2 separate regions of the Homo sapiens genome follow, and region 2 is linked to region 1. Evidence: chromatin contacts called from ENCODE Hi-C or POLR2A ChIA-PET data. All regions are on one chromosome and are shown on one strand. The core of a region is the stretch at or near the end of the contact, and the rest is flanking DNA. Distances in the headings are between cores, read along the strand shown.

Evidence for each region. Hi-C counts contacts between places; a loop is a spot of excess contacts on that map. ChIA-PET counts read pairs that join two places held with the same protein, here RNA polymerase II (POLR2A). Pooled maps may share reads with other maps.
Region 2: a map of naive thymus-derived CD4-positive, alpha-beta T cell shows a loop between it and region 1 (7-fold over the local background). The contact joins the promoter of PTMA here to the enhancer-like site in region 1. A Hi-C loop is called at or near these places in 1 of 168 maps with a recorded cell type or tissue (naive thymus-derived CD4-positive, alpha-beta T cell) and 7 of 50 pooled maps. POLR2A ChIA-PET finds 5 or more read pairs at or near these places in 3 of 52 experiments (CD4-positive, alpha-beta T cell, HEK293 and activated naive CD4-positive, alpha-beta T cell).

Annotation. Positions count from the first base shown.
Region 1 is chr2:232,310,980-232,317,947 of GRCh38, reverse strand. The region is part of intron 14 of DIS3L2 (DIS3 like 3'-5' exoribonuclease 2); the gene reads right to left. Among named protein-coding and RNA genes, the nearest start is that of ALPP, 64 kb to the left of the region's middle. RefSeq lists an enhancer at 2,410-2,579. Within about 2 kb of position 2,372, at least 22 of the 41 ENCODE cell types and tissues checked have a DNase peak (open chromatin) inside an H3K27ac peak, as active enhancers do; they include CD4-positive, alpha-beta T cell, where a contact is called at or near this core.
Region 2 is chr2:231,706,993-231,713,806 of GRCh38, reverse strand. It overlaps PTMA (prothymosin alpha), which reads right to left and starts at 5,282. Exons shown (of 5, transcript NM_002823.5): 1 at 5,056-5,282; 2 at 2,388-2,459; 3 at 1,824-1,917; 4 at 1,291-1,364; 5 at 256-1,003. The coding sequence starts at 5,100. The coding sequence ends at 956. MIR1244-1 (microRNA 1244-1) reads right to left here and starts at 493; the gene lies at 409-493. It also overlaps the pseudogene LOC124906134. RefSeq lists enhancers at 3,958-4,595, 5,174-5,233, 4,596-5,234, 5,235-5,872, 6,512-6,814 and 2 more and silencers at 2,654-2,703, 3,004-3,093, 4,034-4,343, 4,774-4,953, 5,474-5,873 and 1 more.

The DNA.
Region 1 (6,968 bases), core at 1,123-3,622:
CTAACTTCTTCTACCTACCTCGCAGGGTTATTCTAGTGAGGATTAAATGAGATAAACTTTGTTATCTTATTTAACATTATAAGCTCTGACCTATTGTTAACTATTCCATAAATATTAGTGTTATTATGAAAACCTTCTGCACTGAATTAAGGAGACAATTAATTCAGTGACAATTCAGAGACAATTAGAGGTGTAATTAAAAAATAGAAGAGGCTAGGAGTGGTGGCTCACACCTGTAATCCCAGCACTTTGGGAGGCTGAGGTGAGCAGATCCCTTGAGGCCAGGAATTCGAGACCAGGCTGGCCAACATAGTGAAACCCCATCTCTACTAAAAATACAAAAATTAGCCAGGCGTGGTGGAGGGCACCTGTAATCCCAGCTACCCGGGAGGCTGAGGCACATGAATCGCTTGAACCCGGCAAGCAGAGGTTACAGTGAGCAGAGATCGGGCCACTGTACTCCAGCCTGGGCAACAGAGTGAGACTCTGCCTACCTTCTACCTCCCCACCCCGCCAAAATAGAAGAATGTTAGGAACACAGAACATGAGAGGAAAAAAGAGCAAATACTGCATACTCCCAGGAGACATTTGTCCAGCATCTGCTGAACACCTCTGTGTTCCCAACACTGTGCAGGGGCTGGGATGAAGTGACTGTCCTTGCTCTTGGGCACAGGGAATCAGATCAACACACACTCACTCCCCTACCTCCCAACCCCTGTCCAAATCTTATTAGCATAAAAAGTGGCTTGTTTCCGCAGCACTTACTGCCTGGGCGAGGAAAGCCTTTCACACACATTCTCCACACTCTACCCACAAATGTGTTTCCCTTCCATTGCAAGGACTGTCCATGGGTCATGAAGCCAAGGGTAATAACCTGCCTCCCAGGGCACACAGCGAGGTACTGGTGGTTCTGAGGCTAATGCTGCCTTAAGGATGTGAGAGTTAAGCTCGATGACACTAACAGCTGGGAAATTCACCAGGAAAAAAGCCCAAAGGAATGAAAAGTTCCTTCCTCTTCAGGAACGGTACAATGAAAAATCACAACAATGGTTTCCTAGAAGATTTATGACACAAAAGATAGCGACCAGCTAACTGATCTTTTATCTACACCAAAGACTTAATGACAGGAAACAGATTTAGATTAAACTGGAGGGCTGTTAAACTAAAGAAGAACAATTCAATAATAAGCACAATATCTTGCTTACCTAAAACTTAATCACATTTGATCTTATGTCTTTGAAACATGAAGCAGAACCAGGAAATAGGCAGAAGCAGGGCCTGTGGGCAGCCAGCGCAGAGGTGGGGCCGGGAACCCAAGTGTGCCTCCTGGGAAGTCCTTCCTTCCCACCTCACTCAGAGCCTTTCCTCCCATTGAACAGAATCCTAACAGCTTGCCTCGGCTTCCTCACAGATTCCACGCTCCCCACAAAGCCTCATGCTTGGAGTGGCTGGAGAGGGTGCTACAGGTTCTCCGGACAGCCACGGAGAAGTGACAACTGGCCCTGACTGTAAAGGCAGAGACAAAGACAGGGCAGGGCCCCAGCAAAATCAGTGAAAATACACAGCATTGTGTGGACATCTAGTGTGGAGGCGAATGACACTGTGGAGTACAGGGGACCCCATTAAAGAACAGGACATAATCGTAAGGAACAAGGTTTTGGCGCCTGGAAGAATAAATCCTCTCTGTAGAATGACTCCTTCCTTCTTATTCTAGGTAGCACAAACATTAACAGATTTATAGAACAACAAAGGCTGTGCTGGAAGCTGATGAGCCGCTGCCCAGGAGGCTACTGTGAAGCCGCAGTGGCATGCCAGGGCTCGCGAACACACAGACACACCAATGCCAGGGCACTCAGGGAAGGGAGCTGCTGAGAGCGGGGTCCCCGACCCCAGGTGATGAGCCATGTCCTCTGCCATCTCTGCTACCCATTCATCACAGTCTACTCTCCAGTTTGGCACCTACCCCCTACTGGTAACCCGGGCTTGGAGGGTGGACCCTGGGTCTCACCTAGCTTTGGGGTAGGTGTGGGGTCACATGGGGTTGGCTTGGGGGTAGCCCAAAGTCAGTGGAATGATCTATGTTGTTCATCTCAGCCAGGCCTTGCTGTGTTGGGCTTTCAGAGCAGCTGCGGAAGTTGGCCACTTCCTCTTGCTTAATTCAGTGGGCATGAGCTGGGCGCTTGCTCTGAGTCACTCTACGAAATCTTTTCGCAGCTGTGTTCCGGCCATCAGAGAAGCATCCGCAGAACAGACAGCAAACATGTTCTTCTTCAATACGTGAAGCAGCCACTAGGCGATTTATAGCCATTGATAGCCTGTGCCTGTCATCAAGCACAGCAATTCCTTCAGGCTCTAGAGGCTTCCTGCCCAACCACCAAGAAAAAGCCACAAAGCCTCAGAGAGCTGGGAGTGGCAGTGAAGACAGATCAGAAACACTACCCCACAGATAGCACAGCCAAAAGCTAAGAGAGCCAAGCACATCTGGTTACCTGCCAGGCAGCCACAGAAGATGACAACCATGGGCACCTTTCTTCAGGCTCAAACCCAACATGCAGTCCTATGACCTGTTTCTTTTATGGGCTAACCTCCTTGAGAGTATATCTCAGACCTCTGTGGCCTGAGCCTGGGCTCTGGGCTTTCAGTACCGGAGTGAGGGTTTTTACAGCAGAGACATTTGCTACTTTAAGTACCTGAATATGCCCTGGGTCTGGGCCAGCACACCGGTATGGGGGTGGGGAGGGCTGGAGGCGCTCACCCCACTTGCCAGGAATTGAGTGTCCCTGTTCATCAAACAGGGACCTGGCCTGAATATCACAGTCTCTTCTAGAACTCCTTGAAGTCTTGGGAAGGGGCAAGCCTCCTTGGGTTTAAAGACCGCCTGGCAGTACTATCTGCTTAAAAAGCTTAGCATGAGGGACCAGAGAGCTGGCTTCCCCCTGGGGATGCAAACCTGTGGTTGGAGAAATACCCAGAGAGGCAGAGAGAGAAACGAGTCATTCCAGGACCTTCTGAGAAAGGTATGGATGTGGCAGGTACAGATATACGGAAAACAAAAATGGTCATTCTCACCGACCCTCTGTCACTGGTAAGAACACATCTTCATGTGCTATAAAGTAACTGGGAAAGAAAATCAAAGAGCTCCGAGTCATGCTGGATTGCTGCAGCGCCAGGAGGCTCCCCAGAATGGAGGGAGCTGCAGTCCATCGCAAAAACATGAAGAAAGCAAATGGCAACGTGACAGACAGGAAATCTTATTCAAGAAAGGGAAAGTGTTAGCTGCTTAATGTAACTCTATGTTAAATCGACAATGAAAACATTTACTCTTTAAGGTCTTTAAGAGTTTTGAAATATCTAGTTTTGAGAGTTCCTGGTGTTCTAGAATTTTCTGTCTCATAGGGAAATCTCTTGGGGCATCCATGGGTATTTGGGCTGCAAAAGGTGGAGTGTGAGAATAGTGAGGGGCATTCTCGGGCTAGGGAGCTCCCTTCAGCCCCAGGGCCCTGAGGCCTCCGGGGCCTGCTCGGTTTGGGTCTCGACCCTCTCTGTCCTCTTCATTCCTCCAAGTCTCAGCGAAAGGGATTCTGTGAACCCATGTAGGATGCATAACCCTCAAAATGGGACAGCTGAGACTCTACAGGGCTTAAAAATATAGGATCTACCTTGCAACCTGAGCAGCCCGCCCAGGAGGAAAGCCTTCAATCCTACCTCCCAGCACCAGACAACAGGCGACAGAATGACAGCACAGGCTGGAGAATGCCCTATACTGGGCCCAGTGGGTGCTGGGCCGGTGCTGAGGAGGGCTGCAGCCCTTTAGGGCCACAGGCAGGCCCAGAGGGCTCCTTTCCATGGCAATGGAAATCAGGGAAAGGTGGGATGGGGCAGGTGATAGTGTCATATGGTTTGGCTCTGTGTCCCCACCCAAATCTCATCTTGTAGCTCCCATAATTCCTATGTGTTGTGGGAGGGACGTGGTGGGAGATAACTGAATCACGGGGGCAGGTCTTTCTCATGCTGTTCTCATGATAGTGAATGGGTCTCACAAGATCTGATGGTTTTAAAAATGGGAGTTTCTCTGCACATGCCCTCTCTTGGCCTGCTGCCATCCTTGTAAGATGTGACTTGCTCCTCCTTGCCTTCTGCCATGATTGTGAGGACTCCCCAGCCAGGTGGAACTGTAAGTCCAACAAACCTCTTTCTTTTGTAAACTGCCCAGTCTCAGGTATGTCTTTATCAGTAGCATGAAAATGGACTAAAACACAGGGATATAAAGAGATTTGGGGTAGGAGGTTACTGGGGAAAGGAAAAGATGCTGCATATACCTGTGAGGCAATAATAGTTTAGCAACTTTTCTCTCGGTCATCTATGACAAAAGTGGTATTTTTACGACCTCGTGGGTTCACGTTCAATATTCTACCAAGGAATCAGGGAGCAGTAAAGAGAGCATGGGTTTTGAAGTCAGACAGATCTGTTTGAATCCTTGTTCAAATGTACAGCCATGAGATCCTTCTGTAAAATGGCCAAGGCAAAACCTCCTCACAAGGTTAAAATGAGGAGTAGCAGTCTTGTGATAAACATTAGTTCCTTTTCATTTAAATAAAAAATCAGATATCATTTTCCTAGCTCCTAGCTCATAAATCACCACTTAAAACTTAAAAAAAAGTTCCCAAATTGAAAACTCATCTTGGGGAAAAATAAAGTGTATACTAAAGAGAACACCAGTAAAAATTTTCATTTTCATAATCTAAGAGTGAGTTTGTGGTAAAAACTCTTCTGTTTGAGATCAGGAACAAGACATAAATGCCTATTATTATTATGTCCAGAAATACTGTACAGTGCAATAAGGCAAGAAAAATAAATACATGGCATGAGAATTGGAAAGGAAAAAGTAAAACTGTCATTATTTGCAGATGACATGATGAGGTACACTGGAAATAAAAAAGCATCTACACTGAACTGAAATATTGTTATGAAAAAAAATCTACAAATTATTTGAACCTAATAAATAAATTCAGGAAAGTAATTGATAACAAGGTCAACAAAAATAAACCATGTTTCCTTGTATTAGCAACAAAGAGAAAATTAAATTTACAAATACCATTTAAAATAGTACCACAAATCAAATACCTAGGAGTAAATCCAATGAAACATGAGCAAGATCTCTAACAGAAAATTATATTGAGAAAAATTAAAGAAGCTCTAAATAGAGGGAGGTACCATGTTTGTGAAGACTCATTATCATAAAAGTGTTGATTTTTCCCAAATTGACATATGGATTCAAAGCAATCTCAATATAAATCCTAGCAAGTTTGTGTGCATGTATGTGGCAACTGACAATCTGATTCTAAAATCTATATGGAAATGGAATGGGCCAAGAATAGCATAGGTGCTCTTTATAGAAAAAGTCCAAGTTGGAAAGTGTAGCTCTACTGGCTATCAAGATTTTTATACAAACATGAAGGTAGTGTGGTACTGGTACAAGAATAGATATATAAACCAGTGACACAGAATGGAGAGCAGAAACAGATCTGTGCATATGGGTACTTCATTTTTGACAAAGGTGGCAGTGCTAAGCTATGGGAAAGTATTTTCAAAAAATGATGCTGGGTCAACAGATACCCATATGAAAAAATAAACTTGCTGTACCATTTTCAAAAATCAATTCTAAGTAGATTCTTTTAGAATATAGACAAAGATTTCTTAAATGGTATACAAAAAGCATTTAACCATAATAAAAAAGATCGACATACTGAACTCCATTAAAATTAAGTACTTCTGTACGTTAAAATAACACCAGAGGCAGTAAAAAAGCAAACTACACAGTGGAAGATATTTGCAACATGTATAAGCAACAAAGAACTGATATCCAGAATATAGAGGACTATAAATCAAGAAGAAAAACAGAAAACCCAGTAGAAAAACAGGCAAGAAATTTGAAAAGGCACTCTACTGAATGGCCAATAAACAGATGAGCTCTCACACACTGCTTGTGAAATTACATATGATTTCAGCAATTTCATTCCTATTATATACTCAAAAGCAACACATGCATATGTGCACCAAAAGACATGTACAAGCAGATTTATAATAACCCCAAAATGGAAACAATACAAATGTTGACTGAACAAATGCAGATTGGATAAATTGATGAATGGACTATAGATGCAACAGCAAAGATGAATTCTCACAAATATAATGCTGAAAGAGAAAAGCTGGGCACAAAAGAGAATATAGTAAATAATTCCATTTATATGAAGTTCAAAGCCAGGCACAACCAATCTACAGTGTTAGAAGATAACAATGGTGGTATCCTTTTGGGAGGAGTGAGGGGCACATGGGAGGCTCCTGGAAGCTGTAATGTTCTATTTATTATTTATTTTTAAATAAAAATTTGTTAATTGTCGTTACACTGCCCGGGCTGGTGTCATACCCCTGGGCCCCAAGCAATCCTCCTGCCTTGGCCTCCCAAAGTGCTGGGATTATAGGTGTGAGCCACTGCACCTGGCCATGTTCTATTTCTTGACATGGATGTGTTCATTTTCTAACAATTTCCTTGAACTAGATGCTTATAATTTGTACACTTTTCTCTATGCATGTCATAATTCAGAAGTAAGTTTTACAAAGCAAGCTTATTGTAAAAACCTATTTTCCAGTATGTGCACTACAGAAAAAAATAGCAGAATGCATAAGTCACACTATATGCTGAGACATGGACCAGTGTTCCTGTGTGTGTACACTGATGTATGTGACTGGTCTGTGGCCAGCACAATCTGCCGATTTTTGCGGCTCCCCCATTTCCTTGTTTGGGTCAGTTCTGGCCTCAGAAAGCCAGAAAGAGCTGAAGGTCTAGTGATTTCTACAAAGGGTCCTGAGCACCATAGCTCAGCAGCATGGGAAACCTCTGCCGAGGCAACTGAGTGCTATAAAATATGACTTCAGACTCTGTCCCTCCCTGGTTCTCCCAGCAAGTG
Region 2 (6,814 bases), core at 4,033-6,532, 610 kb after region 1:
CAGGGTCCCCATGTGGCACCCAGTGATGAAGTCCTCCTCCCCAGTTAAGGCTTCTTGGGGCAATCACTGACTGCCCCAGTGAGCAGCCCCCCCAGCCAACTGCAGCTCAGTCCCTGCCCACCCACCAGACTCTGCTGCCCATCACAGGACACATCCAACTGCCTCCCAAAATGTCAACCCACTGTCCCCAGGATCCTCCCCCTCCTATCCTTGTGCCCTGGAAGGTCTGAAGAAACTGAAACAGAAAAACCAGGCTTGAGACAGCTTTGTTAGAACAACTCAGCAAAATAAAATTCCTGTTTATTGTTGGACAACATTGTTTCACACATACATCAAACAGGCCAAAAAAAATAAACAGCAACTTCATAGACAAAAAAGGAAAAAAAAAGAAACCTTTTATCTTTGGCCTTTTTAACCATCTCATACAAACCAACTACTTATAGTACAGCTAAGTACATACACAAAAAAGTTACTGGAATGCTCGGAATAAGATTGTTTTTCTGTTGTCATTTTTGCTTTTTTTACAAGGTTTTTTTTCTCCTTTGAGATTATAATGAACATGGTCACACCACAAGTAAAGTCAGAAGTAGGACAGAGAACGCTCCGAAGGCTGGTTTGGTCATCCGAGATCATTAAAAATGGCTGACCCTAACAATATGTACAAAAATATAAAATGTAAATAAAAAATACAAACAAATTTCCTTTTTAAAGTACTTTTAAGAAAAAAAGCAGGGCCTTGGAAGTTTTGGTTCTTTTTTCCTCCCCTGTTGCAAATTCTCATGGTTTGGGTTGGGTGGTGGAGAGCGCGTGTCATCTGCGGGTGGCACTGCCCACGGTGGGCGGGCGGGCCTCTCTACTCGAAGGTGACCACGTTTAGATTCTGAGACGGGAAGTGGAGGGTGAATAGGTCACGGCGGCCTTTTTTTTTTTAGTTTAACTTTTCCTTTTTTGCTGTCTAGTCATCCTCGTCGGTCTTCTGCTTCTTGGTATCGACATCGTCATCCTAAGCAGAGAAAGACTGTCAAAGGCCCCTCCAACCCCAGGAGCCCTATCCAGCCCACTGCCTCAGCTCCTGCTGGCAGAGCAAGAACCAGGGACCCCCAGCTCCACAGCCCAAGGCCTCTGGGAAGTTGAGCCCAGCCCTGTTTCCTTCCTGTTCTTAAGATTCAGGACCACACAGTGGCCACCTACAAAGTCAGAAACAGTCCCTCCGCAGCTTGAGCACCTCAGCTAAAGGCAGGTGGGGAGACCCAGATGCCAAACCCCCCTTCTTCTCAAGCCAGAACCCACCTCATCATCTTCAGCTGCCCGCTTGCCCGTAGCTGACTCAGCTTCCTCATCTTCATCTCCATCCTCTTCCTCACCTGGAGAGAATCAAAGGCCAGGTAAACCACACTTCCCTCCTACTGTGGCTCCTGGGGAAATCCCGAGGAACATGTAGTGGACTGCAAGGTCCCTGCCCTGCCTCTACTGCCTGCAACTGGGCCCAATCAGGGCACCCACGCCCACTACACAGGTGGGACTCTCCAGAGGAGAGAGGCCCAAGCAGCTGCACCCCAAAAGGCCAGCCCAATAGATCAGTGGCTTTCAGAGCTGCACGAAAGAAACTTTCAGGTGTGCGAGTGAGTGTGAGTGGGCATGGGCACAACTCCATGTCAGGGAGACCTTCCCTGACTCTACAGGTGGGTGCCCAGGGCCATGTGGTCCACTGGCCCCAAGTACCATTGTCCCACTCCCAGGAGCCCCAATTCCTTCCTTCCCCTTCTGCCAGACAAGGCCAGGAAAAAGTACCTGAAAAGGGGAAGATAGACAAGGCTACTCACCATCACCTTCTTCTTCCTCCTCCTCTTCCTCCCCACCTTCTTCCTCTTCTTCGTCTACCTCATTGTCAGCCTCCTGCTCCCCATTTTCCTCATTCTCCTCGACAGAAAACAGGCCATGTCATTACCAGCTGGCCCCAGGCTGGACAGAGCGTTGCTCCTGATGCCCGGCCTCCCACCAGAGGCTGGCGGCTGCATCTACAGCCCAGCCAAGCCAAGCCCACCCCAGAGACCCTTCTCCAGTCAACACCCTCCAGGCTCCATCATGAAACCTGCACATTAACTGCCCCAGGACAAGGGCTTTTCCCCACCCTGGGCCAAGCCCAAACTCAGACTACCGGAGTCTCCTCTGAACCTATTCTTGTTCAGGCGCTGCTCGAAAGGTTTTTATAAATATTTAACTAGCAATAATCGCGCCTCGGGTAAAGCTCATTGGCTACGATACTGCCACTGTGCAAAGCTATACATATACACATACACACACATATATAGGTATGTTTAAAGTAGAACAGGAAAAATTTTGTGGGGCGGTAGCTGCCAGGGCTCAGGAGCAAAGCAGACACTCACAGCATTCCCGTTAGCAGGGGCGTCTCTTCCATTTTCTGCCTCTTCCACAACTTCCTTCTTCTCCTTTAAGTCCTTCAAAAGGGAAGAAGGAACCAGTAACCAGTAAGTCTTCTGAGCAACCCAGGGTAAGCAAAGGCGCTGAGAACTACTGGTCTGTACGGCTGTTCTGTCCGTCCCAAATTAAGAGTCGCATGTTGAGAAAGGCCTGATGCCCCTGCGGTCCCTCTCCCACTGGTCTGGTGGAAGGAAGGCCGGCGGGGGGCATCTGTGATCAAGGTTTCCCATCCTTTAAGGCCCGCTACAGCGGCCCCGGTGGCGGTTCCCACTGCCCCCTGGCGCTTCCCAGGAAAAAGGAGCCATGTGGCGCCACAGCCCCCAGCCCGTCCGGCCGGGTGGACGAGCCCCGGACACTCACGCCCATCAGCCTGCTTCCAAGTGCAAAGAGCCCGCCCCTCGAGCCGTCTAGAAAGGCGGCAGGTTATGTTCCAAAAATAAATAAGGCAAAGAGAGAGGGGCCTGCGCTCGGGGAGAGCCCCACAGGCGCGCCAGCCTGGAAGGCCCGCGAGGCCGCACCGCCCCGGCCAGGACAGGTATCTAAAAAAGCCAAAGCACACCGACCCCCCAAATCCGACCGCTGTTCCTAGAGGCCGCAAACCGCTGCTTGGCGGTGCCCCAGGCCGGGGCCTGCCGCCGGAGCCACCAACTCCCGGCCTCCCCGCGGCGGCTAGGGATCCCGACAGCACCTCGGGGGTGGGACTCCGCCCGGGATCCAAAAGGCAGCGCGGCCCCGGGCGCCCGGTAACTTTTTCCACACGACACGGCCACCAATACCAACAGAGGTCCGGCGTCCGGGCCTGCGGGAACCCCTCGGCCGCTGTCCGGCGAGCGGCTCCGGGCCACCTGTCGGCCCTCTCAGTCCGGCCCGCCCCGCTCCGCTCCGCGGACCCCGGCTCCGCCCGCTCTCGCCCCCTGGCGGCCGAAGCCCCGGGGAGCAGTGGGGGCAGGGAGGTCGCGGCGCGCAGGCGCGCATCCCCCGCCCGGCGGGCTTTGCGCGCGGGCCTCGGCACGCACCGCGCGCAGGGAGCACGTGGCCCGGGGCCGCCGAGTGCGTCCCTTGCCTTGGAGACTCCCGGCCGGCAGGCAGAGCTTGCAGTGGCACGCGCGCGGGTCGCGCGTCGGTCGGCCGGGCTCTCGACTCGACGCCCCACTGCCGCCACCCCGGCAGGCCCGAATGTCTGCATTCGGCGGGCCAAGTCCCACGGGAGGTCGCCCCAAAGTCCACCGGGCTGCGTAGGTCCGAGACTGTCGGGGATGCGCCTCTCGGGCTACTACTCATCGCCCTCGCGGGAAGTCACCTTTTGGTGCTTCGGAGAAAATCGAACAGCCAGGCCCCGCACTGGGGACGGTGTTCTCACCCCACAAACTCATTCCCGGACTGAGTCCAGAAGGGGTCACTGAGAGCCCCTGTGGAGATCCGGGCCCCGAGCTCCGCTCTGCCAAGAAGTCGCCCCTGGGAGAGTCAGAGATGACGCCAGGGACACAAGGGTTAAGGAGACGCCAAGGTGACTCGCGCCAATCCCTGCAGGGGCACGACGGGCGCGGACGAGGGCCGAAATATTAAGAAAGAGCCAGTCAGTCTGAGAGCGCCCCGCTCCCGCCAAGGGCGGAGACGCTACCCAGGGCGGGCAGTGGGACCGAGGCGGCGCCGACAACAGGAGCGGAGCCGCACCAGCCGCGCAGGACCTCATAGCCGAGGGCAGTGAACCCGCCACGGGGCCCGGGCGCCCCCCCAGTTCGACCCTACCATTGGCCTGTCGCGGCCGCCGTGTTGGCCCGCGTCGCCCCGAGCTGCGGCGCACACGGTGCTCCCGGGCAGCCGCGGGGGGCGCCCATCGTCGCCCCAGCGCCGCGCTTCACTTTCTCTTTCCTCCCTGCGGCGCGTGGGCTCTCGCCTCCTCAGCCAAGCCCGGCACCGCGGGTGCATGACTGAAGCTGGGCGGCCGCTCCCGGCGCACTCACCTCGAAGGGCGCCCACCCCCGCCTCCCAGAGCGCCCAAAGCGGATAAGCCCGTCACACCTCCGCCGGGACGGCCGACGTCGCGGCCAGCCAGCCCGTCGCCCCATCCGCCTTATCGGGACTTAGTCTAGACAAACCACCTCAGGTCCGCTGCAGGGCGCGAAACCGCCGGCCTGGCGCCGAACAAAGAGCAGCGCGGCCGGCGGGCGCTCGCCGCCACTTCCCGCGGCCGGCCCGCGCCCCAACACGCGCCCCCCAGCACTTCCGATTCCCAACGCGCTTGAGTTTCAAAGTTATTTCCGTGCGCCCGGCGGGCCGACGACCCCCAGCCAGGCTCTTCTCCTCCCGCCGCCACTCATACCGGCCACAGACGAGTTTCGAGGGCCGTGAGCCGGCCTCCGCGCCTAGCCCTCGGCCCCCGAGGGCGCCCGGCCCACTCCCCGACGGGCATCACGTCTGCCCGCGGCGGTTCCCGCCCCCTCCCCCGCACCACACAAAGAGTGGGCTGCCTGAGGGCACCGCGCCGGGGGCGGGCCGTTTCCCCGCGAGAGGGAGCAACAGCGGGCTTGAGACAGTCCAGCTGCTGCGCGCCAAACACCGCCCGAGCGGCGGCGCGCGGACCCCGAGGGGGCGGGCGGCGTCCAGCCTCACCTTGGTGGTGATTTCGGAGCTGGTGTCTACGGCTGCGTCTGACATGGTGGGGCACGCCGGTGATCCGATGCAGGGGATTAAAAAGAAAGCGAGAGTTCAGGGACTCTGGCGATAAAGCTGCCGGAGTCCGCGGCGGCGGAGGAGGCGCGCGGCGGAGGCGGCTGCGGCGAGCAAGGAGGCGGATGAGGAACAATGCAAAGATGGCTTTTCAGAGCAGCCAGTGGGGGACTCACGCGGCGCCAGAAGCTTTAATATAGATTAGTGGGCGGCGCTCGGCTTCCCATGCCCGGCCGCTATTGGCTGAGCGCAGGGAGCGGGCGCTCGCTCATTGGCTCGATTCCGAACAATGGACAAGCGTGCTTAAAGCGGCAGTGCCCCGGCGCGTCCCGCGCTGCGCAGTCGCCGATCGCACTGTCATTCAAGGCCGGAGTTTGCCGGGTCTCAGCAGGGCCGAGGGCGCGGGGGAGGGGTGCGCGAGCGCGTTCCGGACGCGCGCTCCCGCAGCTGTTTTGCTGGGGCTGCTGACGCAGAAAGCCAAAGCGCGGCAAAGCTGCCCGCCCAACCCCCTTCCCTCCCTCTCCCGCCCTCCCCGCGGCTGCTCGGAAGGAGGGGGAGGGAAGAGGGGGCGGCGGGCACACGACGGCTGCCAGCGCGGGGGAGGGGAAGGCGGGGTGCTGGGCCGCGCTCGCCCCGGGCGGTGCCCAGCGCAGTGCCCGCGGAGGTGCCCGCCCCCCGCGCCTGGGCGCCTTGGACCAAGGATTGTCCCAGTGCAAGTGGACGGCAGCCCCACGACGAGCAACGAGGTCACGAGGCCGAGACCCGGGCACCTGGGCCGCCCCGTCCCTCTGCCATGCCCTCGCGCCCTCCCAGGGCAGGGCACCCCTAGTCCTGTGGGCAGGCGACCTCGATTGCCCACCATCAGGTCCGGCGTCCGTCGGCCAAGTCAGTCGACAAGCGGGCACCGTCCCAAGCACACACGGATTCATGTATCAAGCGGACTCGATGCGCGATGCCGGCTCCAGCCCTCGAGTGGGACAGCCCGCGGGCCCCGCACGGCATAGCGGTCCCCTCATTCTAGGTTTCTAGTTAGGGTCTGTCCCGAGCGGTCACTGCCGTCGCGACAGCCTCAGGGCAGCCTCCTCCAGGGGCCTGCCGGGCCATCGAGTCTACCCTTCTCCCACCCCACTGCTGGACTGCGATGGGCACATGAACATTACAGAGTTCCTCGGGAAAAATCATCGTCTCTGGAGCCAGTTGGGCTAATCTTTGGGGACTACCTGAAATTTGGGGGACCATTTAGAGAACCATGCGGAGCCCCGAGAAAGGGGAGCATCAAAACGCCACACTCAAGATGGCGCCGGGCTCGGCAAGCGTGGCGTGACGTAGCGATCTAGCTCACGTGGGCGATCCGAGAACAACAGGCTACGCTGGCCTTATCGCCACCGCACTTAGCTGTCGAACTAAGAAATCGGTTGTGTGGGAAAAAGGACCAGAATAGGTGGAAAGATAGTCCAGAAATTTACCTGTGCCACACACAAGATGGCGAGACGTAGGGTTCGTCCCTGTGCTGCCAAAAGGGGGCGCCCGACACGGAAGGCGGGACTCCGGAGACACGAGCGCACATTGGCCGAGAGTGGCGGGCGAACACAAAGTTGACGCTTTGCGTCCTTCCATTGGCAGTTTCTTCCGTCTGTCTCTCGGTTGCAGCCGAGCTGGGAATGGGGAAAACCCGGAGTGTGGGATCGTGGAGGGCGGACGA